Linked DNA regions of Homo sapiens: region 2 is linked to region 1. A link is an interaction called in ENCODE POLR2A ChIA-PET data of the cell type or tissue named here. Cell type or tissue: OCI-LY7. All regions are shown on one strand.

Evidence for each region. Peaks named below come from ENCODE experiments on the same cell type or tissue, not always from the same donor. Only the 100,000 strongest peaks of a DNase experiment are listed, where the experiment ranks them.
Region 2: POLR2A ChIA-PET joins it to region 1 with 5 read pairs; 10 of 35 experiments call an interaction of 5 or more read pairs at or near these places.

The regions. Positions count from the first base shown.
Region 1 is chr3:88,154,244-88,159,243 of GRCh38, forward strand. It overlaps C3orf38 (chromosome 3 open reading frame 38), which reads left to right. Exons shown (of 3, transcript NM_173824.4): 3 at 1,778-3,722. The coding sequence ends at 2,392. Among named protein-coding and RNA genes, the nearest start is that of C3orf38, 6.8 kb to the left of the region's middle. In OCI-LY7, no CTCF peak of the experiment used is centred here; no DNase peak of the experiment used is centred here.
Region 2 is chr3:88,029,185-88,034,184 of GRCh38, forward strand. No RefSeq gene overlaps it. Among named protein-coding and RNA genes, the nearest start is that of CGGBP1, 27 kb to the right of the region's middle. In OCI-LY7, no CTCF peak of the experiment used is centred here; a DNase peak (open chromatin) is centred at 2,797; H3K4me3 peaks cover 1,934 bases.

The DNA of each region.
Region 1 (5,000 bases):
TAGATAGGTAAACATGTGCCATGGTGGTTTGCTGCGCCTATCAACCTATCACCTAGGTATGAAGCCCAGCATGCGTTAGCTATTTTTCTTGATGCCCCCGCCCCCACATTGGAACCTAAATATTTTTTATACTTTTTTTTTTTTAACTAGAAAAAGTCCTATTGTAGAAATATTCTCCAGCGGACATTGGCTGTTTCTGTTCTTTATATTATCTCCACTGTACATTTTAGATACTGCACAAATATTTAAGTGTTGCTTGAATTAACCTCTATGTAATTTGCAGATTTTTAAACTACATACCACATTTTTTGAATTAATGAGGTTTCACAGTGAGAAAGCTTTGCCTTCACACTAGGAAAGAATCTTTAAGAGCTTTCTTACTTTATGTACTGATAAGAGCATTGACTTTGAAATCATACAAATACGACTTCAAATTAGGGTCTGCAATATACTAGGTGTGTTAAATTAGGCAAATAACCAGTGCCACGCACAGTGCCCAGTGTATTAAATAGCAGGTGCTCAGTAAACCTAAGATCTCATACATCTCAGTAAAGTACTGTGTTGTGGAACACATGGATGAATGAGATCTAGTGTATCAGGTAGATTTTTACAGTAACTTTTTTTTTTTTTTTTTGAGACAAAGTCTGCCCTGTCACCCAGGCTGGAGTACAGTTGGCATGATCTCAGCTCACTGCAGCCTCCACCCTCTGGGTTCAAGCACTTCTCCTGCCTCAGCCTCCCAAGTAGCTGGAATTACAGGCATGCGCCACTACACTCAGCTAATTTTTGTGTTTTTAGTAGAGACGGGGTTTCACCATGTTGTCAAGACTGGTCTTGAACTCCTAACCTCAAGTGATCTGCCTGCCTCAGCCTCCCAAAGTGCCGGGATTACAGGCATGAACCACCACGCCCAGCTTACAGTAACATTTTCTGTGAAAAAAGAGAAATAATAGAATAAAATTAATCCCAGTTATAGAAAATAACCTGTTTCAATCACCGTAAGAGTATCTATTTAAAGACAATGAAAATGCTTGCTTATATTAACTTTATGTCATTTATATGCAAAATGCATCCATTTAAAGTGAACGTTTTGAAGGTTTTCACATATATACCTGTGATATACATATATACCTGTGAAAACACTGCCACAATCTGAGGAAACACTTACATAAATCATCATATAATTTATATATTTTTATATATGACTGTTCATACTGATTTTTTTTTTTTTTTCACACGGAGTCTCGCTCTGTTGCGCGGGCTGGAGTGCAGTGATGCTATCTTGGCTCACTGCAACCTCCACCTCCCAAGTTCAAGTGATTCTCCTGCCTCAGCCTCCTGAGTAGCTGGGAATACAGGTACACGCCACCATGCCCGGCTAATTTTTGTATTTTTAGTAGAGACGGGGTTTCACTATATTGGCCAGGCTGGTCTCAAACTCCTGACCTCACCATCCGCCTGCCTCCTCCTCCCAAAGTGCTGGGATTACAGGCGTGAGCCACCACGCCCGCCAAGTTCATACTGATTTTTAAATTGGCCTTACTAAACCTTACTCTCTTAGCTGAATTTTCAGCAATTTAAGCTGGAAATTTCTAAAATGATTTTTCTCCTCTTGAAAAAAGATTTTTACTATGCATAATGGGTTCAGCAAGTTCACATATGGTTCATTTCTCTCTGGTGTAATGGGTTCATTCAAACTTAATAGGCTAGATAGAAAAATAGATATGAAAGTTAAACCTTAGTGTTATTTTGTATTTATTTTATTTGTTTCAATCAGCAGGTGAAAGAAGATAAAAAAGCTGAAAAAGTTGATTTTCGTCGCCTAGGAGAAGAATTCTGTCATTGGTTCTTTGGACTTCTTAATTCTCAGAATCCTTTTCTAGGACCACCTCAAGATGAATGGGGACCACAGCACTTCTGGCATGATGTGAAGCTTAGGTTTTATTACAACACATCAGAACAAAATGTTATGGACTACCATGGAGCAGAAATCGTGAGCCTTCGTTTGCTGTCACTAGTAAAAGAAGAATTTCTTTTTCTCAGCCCCAACCTAGATTCACATGGACTGAAATGTGCATCTTCTCCTCATGGGCTGGTTATGGTTGGAGTTGCTGGGACTGTCCATCGAGGAAACACTTGTTTGGGCATTTTTGAACAAATTTTTGGACTCATCCGCTGCCCTTTTGTGGAGAATACTTGGAAAATCAAATTTATCAACCTGAAAATTATGGGAGAGAGTTCCCTTGCTCCTGGAACATTACCGAAACCATCTGTTAAATTTGAACAAAGTGATCTAGAGGCCTTTTATAATGTAATCACTGTATGTGGTACCAATGAAGTACGACATAATGTAAAGCAGGCTTCGGATAGTGGAACTGGGGACCAAGTTTGAGGTAGTGGAAATGAGACATTGCTGAACAAAAGAGAACTGGGTTTACCTGACCCTCTAAAGCGCTAAGTACTGTCAGCCTGAAAAAAATCTTCTATACAGAAACTCTTCCAAATACTATATCAGTAATGTCTGAATGATTTCAGATGTGAAAATTGACATATTTTAGTTGAAATACCTTTCTGGACTACAGACTTACATATCATGTGAATACTTACCTATTTCTACCCGAGTTGCAGCAAGTATTCTGAAAGCTTAATGCAAATAAATCCCACTTTAGATCTTACAGCTAACTGTGTGCCTTAGAAACCAGGTAATATTTTCCTTTTACTTAGTGAATATTCTGCTAATATCTGCACTTTTCATGTGGGAAAGGATTAATAATGGTCCAGGCTTCCCCTCTTTAAGTTTCATGTTTACTTTTGTCTAACTCTGGATAATTGTATTTTACAAATGCATCTCACTGTAGTATATTTTTAAAACTATTAAATATTTTAGAGATGTTTAACGTAAACTCAAAGTTCTCATTTTAGAAAATTTAAATAACATTCTTTTTGCAAAAAAGTCCAATAATTTAACAGTTGAAGAAAAACTTACTACCTCTTTAAAGATTTGAGAAACATTTTTCAAAGTTATCAGCTGTAGTCCAAGCTAAATATCTTTTGTAATCTGCAACATTTTCCTTACTGTTTTTGGGCAGTGATAAATGCTGTTCTCGAAATAGACTTTATTCTTACCTAGGCTTCAGACAACAGTTTTATAGAGCAGTTACTGTAATACAATATAAAGGAAATATGCTGTTGAAATTTTAAAGGTATGCCCAGTTCCTAACTTTTAAACGAATTACCGTTCTTCCTCTTGGCTGATCTTGGCAGAGATGACAAAAAAAACCCCAAAACAACCCATGCATGTATAATGTGTGTATACACATATACATAAGTATACATATACTCCCACATTATAACTTAGAATATTTAGTTTTTTACCTGTTACTAGGTTTGAGTTACATGGTTGAGTTGCCAAATTATTTACATGCTTTGTTTAAATTCTTCATCACCTAGCAACTGTTTGCTGATCATGGATTTACTTAGTTACTTTAATTTATAAAATTACCATTTGGAAAAGAACTCAATTGGGAAATGTGATGACGTATTGTACATGTTACTTTTTCCTTTGCTATAATCATCTAGGGAGACTGATAAGAATTTTGGAAATGGGAGCCTGGAAACTCATCTTTGTTTTTTTAATGCTATGCCTCTTACGAGGAATACGAATTGGTATGTCCTAAAATAAGAACTTAATAAAGGAGGGAAATCCCTTTTGTCTGCTATAAGAATAGTGTATCGTTCAGATTTAATTTATAGTTGTGTTGCTCTTAGAGTTTTAGGCATTTAACGAGAACAAAGAAAATTTTATAACTGCTAGTTACACTGTTATTGTAATATAATTAAGTATAAAGAAAATAGTGTGCAAAATAATTTCCTCTCATATTTTTATAAAGGTACACAATCAGGTCACAAGTCCATCTTTATCCATCCTATACCTCTGCTTGAGTTTTGAAAACTGGGTTACCTTTTATTTCTTAGTTTGAAGTTTGAAATATCATTATAAAGTGTAATAGGTAAACATCCTAAGTAAAGGATAAAATTAAAAACCATTCTTGTTACTAGAGATACTCAAAAAGGGCAGGGATTTCCTCTAGGTACCTTTAGTATTAAACTTTTGAGTTCGTGTAAAGCACAAATAAGGCTGCAATTTCTGCACATAGTTTTGAATCAACCTTAAAAATGTAAAATCTTTTTGATAGTCTTGAGATTCTTGAGGATTAATGCTATTTTATTTCATGTTTATTTCATGAATCCCTAGATATGGGCACACTACAGCCTAATATTGGAGTGAATGCATTAACGAATGAGCAAAAACAACTTATATACTGTGTACAAAAGGCTTTTCCGCTTCTAGAGTTTATCTTTGGTTCTTCTCATCAGTGTTACTTTTTCAGTCACATAGTTTCTTTGAATTTCATACTTGAATACGCAGAAACTTTTAGGCCCCCAAAATAACTCAGATTTGTGAGGAGAAAGATACTGACTTTAAAAGCCCAGGATCAGTAAGAGACCCTGAGATTCCTGAGGCTACCTGGAAAACATTACAGGGGAAGTGTATGAAGAAACAGTATTTGGAGGAGAAAGACCTAGAGGAACTGAAGTCTGTTAGTGAAGCTTGAAGCTTGATCAGCCTTTTGTGAGAACAGCCAAAAAGCACAGTGCCAGGATTGAACTCTACTTGTGCAGGATTGAACCCCATTAGTCTTTTTATGCCAGGGAATGGTGGAGAAAGAAACCAGCTGTAGTTCTCTGTTTTGATATACCCAACCGGTATTTGGAAAGTCTGGAGTCAGTTGTAAAGAAGAATACATTACAGATAATTCATCATAATTGGGTGGTCAAACTGGGGAGACCATCTGGACCTTTACTTTCTGTAGGCTAATTTGCCATAGCCTAATAACAGGGCATACATAGTAAATATCCTTTTTTGTTAAAATTTTTTAAAAATTGTAATAGTTATGTTAGGATACTTTGTTAGAATCTAGAATGTGAAATAACGTACT
Region 2 (5,000 bases), 130 kb before region 1:
CTTAGATGAGTTATTCTGCACACTTGATTGTTTGAATCCTTCGCTTTATTTTATGCTCATCCCAAAGATGTATCTACAAGATTCTTCCCCAGTCTTTTTTGAAGCTGATCTTCCAATCTTATTCTGAGCTCCTGACCCACCAGACAACCTACATGGCACTTTCCAAAATATTATGTATAGTCTTCTTTCAGAACACTTTTCTATCCACAAAGGTGCCGACCTAGTGTGCTGCTTGAACCCCAGCCCTGGAGGATTTTCCTTCATCATTGTTTTTCAGGGCCACACCTGAGTAGGTCTATAGTAGAGCAGCAGTTCATTTTTAGCTCATTCCAACATATTAAGCCAGCTCATCTATAGAACTAAACATAAAAGAATGCCTTTAATAATCCCATATGTTTGGAGATTTTAAATAGCATACTACTAAGTGACCCTTTGGGTAACAAAAAAAAAAGTGGAGGGGAACTTATGGTATACTTGGTATTATACATCAAATCTATGGAACATTACTCAAGTAATGCTTAATGGAAACAGTATAGTTTTGAATACATCAGAGAACTGGAACAATTAAAAATAAATGAGCTAAGGGTTCAAGAAGCTAGAAAGGACAGAAATAAAAAAGATAGAGACATCACAAAATAGAGAACAGCAACAAAACAAAATAAAAAATTTTTGAAAATCAACAAAACAAAAGCTGGGTTCTTTGGGAAGACATATAAGATGGACATATAAATATTGATGACTTAGAACCTCTTCTAGGTAAAATGCCCAGAGACAATCTTATACAGGCCCATAAAGGAACAGATACAAGTTTCTCACATTATTACTTATGAAAGTGAGGACTTGAAGACATCTTAGTTGTTCATCACCTAGACAGTAGATAGGTTAAATGTGATGATGCATGTTGCAGAATGTTATGAAGTAGTCAAAAATAATGAATTAGACGTAATCAAAGCCAATGGGTAGATCTTGAAAACATGCTGTTAAGTAAAAACAAACAAACAAAACAAACAAGAAAACCCTAGTGGAATATCATTTGTGTAAATTAAAAACAAGTGAATACAAAAGAAATATTATGAGTTTTTTAAAGATACAAAAAATCTCCTAGAATATATCCTGGGGAGAAGGGACTAGATATGAAAGGGAATAGAATCTGAAGAGGAAATATAATAAAGTTAAATGAGACAAAAATCGAACGAGAGGGCTGTACAAATAATCACAGCACAACATGATCCAAAAGTGAAACTAAAAACTACTTTTGCCAGAGGTTAAAAAAATAGTGTTATGTTACTATTTACTATTAATCACGTGAAATGGAAATTGTATTTCACATAATAAAAAGATCACACTCTTTCATAGAGCCCAGTTAATGGACATCTCTCTTGGAAAGATTTTGGGATTTGCTTTCTGAATCAGGTTTCCCCTTGGGTTTCATTTTGCTTTATCTCTGAGCAAACTTTAGCCATAACATTCTGAATCTCCTATTTGATAATCCAATATTATCAATTTAAATTGAATAAATGTTAATCCAATTTAAACCTTTAGATTATTATCATTCCAAATGAGTCAATTAAAATAATAACATGCAATGAAAAAAGTCTCTAGTATAATTTGTAAATAGAAAATACAGAAAGCGTCTTGTACTTAAAGTTATCTAAACAAAATGTATTTATTCTTATGTGTCAAGTGTATTAGGCCAATAGTTCTAGATTTTGAAATTCTCATAATCCAATAAGAAATGTTTTTCTAGTAAACAGCAAAATAAAATTCTAAAAACAGGTATTCAGCAAAATAAAAAATTTTATTGCATCATAATCAATTTTATAATTATAAAAATTTTTTTTAATTTTATATTTAAATAGGAAAGCTAGGAATCATGGAAAAATGTAGTTAGCCAAACATTAAACTATTCTAAAAATAACTTATTATATTATCTAATCCTAAAGTCTTAGCTTTTATCACATTTTAATGTTTTAATTCTCTTTTTTACTTTAAAATATTTTAATGATCTTTAAAGTAGCTGTACCTTAAGGCATTTTTAGATTAGTATCTAAATGCTTATTTACTTATGCTCCAACAACTGACTATCCTTAATGGAGATATTGTTTATCTCTGTTTTAGATACTTACAGAACATAACAACCAAATTATCTATTCATGCATTTTCCATTGTATTGAAACTGGTGATAGCTTTGTCTTAAGCCAAACATAGTTTTGTACAGAAACAGACATACTTAAATTTGGTGATCAATTTTGGAATCCAGAGAGAATAGAACTCTCCTTTATGCAAAAATAATTGTCCCAAAGAAATCTTGGCTTCAGAACCTCAAGTTATCAAGGCTGTCAGAGGTCTTATGATAGTCCATAAAAACCATTTGCTAAATAAATCATTTGTGTTGAAACTATAATTTACATGATTTGGTATACTGGGAATATAGCTGGTACTCAAGTAATACTTTTGAAGGAATGAAGAGCCCACATATACAATTATAGCATACCATTTTTATTTAAATAGCCTTCATTGAACTCTTCTGTCTGGAATAGTAATGGGAAAGTTCAGGAGACAGGAGATAGGGCCTGGAAGGTAGTGCAGATGGGGCTGAGTGTGAGTTTTGTCTATAAAAGGCCTCTGGCTGAGTATGGGTGGGGAGGTTTTATATGTCCTTGAACATGAGACTAGGTGACTTTTAGAACAGTTGTAGATCAGATGTAAACATGCATATGCATGCATTCATGTTATTTCATAGGCTATTGAGATTTTATTGCAATTAGTTTCACTTTCAGTTTCTCAGAGTGAAAGGGTCTAGTTTGGCAGTGTTGCCTTAACGGGCACTGCAGCCTTACTGGCATCAGCTGTTCAATTTAGCTCCCTTTAAACCTATTTAACAAAGGACTAGCATCCTATACCAAACTTTTACAACCTTTTACCAAACCTTTTTCTGATCTGTGCCGATCAGAAGCTTTTGCTAATTCTGCATGTTTAATTCACCTGGGGTTTTTTTGCCCAGGGTTTATTTGACAATAATTTTCTTGTTCTCAGTATCTCCTCTCACTGTGATTTTCAGAACATGATTTGGCTCCTGTCACACTCGGTGCTTTTGGGGAATCTCTCCTGTTGAGTTCTACATCTTAATAACTTCCCTAGATTTTGTGTTTTGTTCTTAGGGCAGCCGTGATGTATAAATGAGCCCTTCCAATGCCTCAGTTGTTGAGCTATATGATTTTACATATATGATTCAATTTCCAAATCCCTCTTTGATCTGTGAGCTCCTCAAGGCCAGAGCTGTGACTTATCCATCTTTGTATGTCCAGTATCTAGATTACAGCCTGAAATGCTTCAGGCATTCAGTAATAGCTGAAATGAACAGAAAGAGAAGCAGAATGGGACTTGAACTTGGAAGAAGTTTATTCTAATGACCAAATTTTTTCATTCTATATGTCATATTTATTGCCAAGTTGTTTTATAGCACTTTCTTTTCATGTATACACTTGCTACCAACCGCACAACAAAGTAGAAATTACTATCCTCATTTTATTAAAAAAAATAAAATAGTAAAGCTAGTAGTTTGCCTGAGGCGAAACAGGATTAGTTTAAGTAGAAAAATTTAATTACATTTTAAAAGTCTTAGCTCTTCTATCCCAATTCAACTGATTAAAAAATAGATATAGAATTTCTCCCAATTCCAACATGTTATCAACCATGGAAGCAGAAATATATGGGGGGAAATGGCCTGTTTAGAATAGGAGTTTGGCTGGGCAAGATGGCTCACATTCCTAATATCAGCATTTTGGGAGACGGAGGCGGGAGGCTCACTCAAAGCCAGGAATTCAAGAGCAGCCTGGGCAACATAGTAAGACCTAGTATTAGTTCATTTTCACACTGCTAAAAAGAACTTCCCTGAGACTGGCTAATTTATAAAGGAAAGAGGTTTTATTGTCTCACAGTTCCACTTGGCTGGGAAGGCCTCAGGAAACTTACAATCATGCAGAAGGGGAAGCAGGCATCTTCTTCACAAGGCAGCAGGAGACAGAGAAGTGGAGGAAGAACTTCCAAACACTTATAAAACCAACAGATCTCGTAAGAACTCACTCACTGTCATGAGAACAGCATAAGGAAACCACCCCCGTGATCCAATCACCTTTTCCCTCCACACATGGGTATTACAGGTCCTTTCCTAGAGATGTGGGGATTACAATTAGAGATGAGATTGGGTGGGGACACAGAGCCAAACCATATCAGACCTCATCTCTACAAAAAAAAAAAAAAGAAAAGAAAAGAAAAATCAAATGAATAATAAATAAATAAGTTTTAAAAAATAAATAAGAGGCTGTTGGATCTTACCTAATAGGGCTTGGATTACCATTCAAACAGACCTAAAGGAATTCTATACCAACCCACCCACCCAGAAATAGAAAGGAGAAGGAGCAAAAAAGAGTATAGGCAATTCTGTCTATATTTAACATTCAAGAAGTCATCAAAAAAGACCCAAGATTAGAAGGTCTGATTTTACAAACTGTCTTTACAGTATACCACAAACCAAATAAAACTTCAGGGAAAAAAGGGTCTACTTTCTGGTTATCTATTGCATTTTATCATTTTATTCTAGTAATCTATTGCTACATAACAAATTACCCCAAGATTTAGCAGTGTCAAACAACAATTTTCATTACATTATATCTCACAATTTTGTGGGTAAAGAAGTTGAACAGATCTGAGCTGAGAGACTCTTCTGCTCCGTGTGGGATTGATTGAGATAATCACTGGCACCTTTGTTAAAAAGTCTAAAAGGCTGACTTCAGTTGAAACTACTAAACAGAGCACCAACATGTGACCTTACCATCACGGCAGTTGCAAGATAATATTTCTTATATGACAAGCTACAGCTCCCAGAAAGAGTTTTGTAAGTAACAGTTAGTAAAAGCTGTGAGTTTCTTAAACCCTGTTCCCAGACACTGGCATAGCATCATTTCTGCCATAATCTATTTGTCAAAGTAGTCATTGAG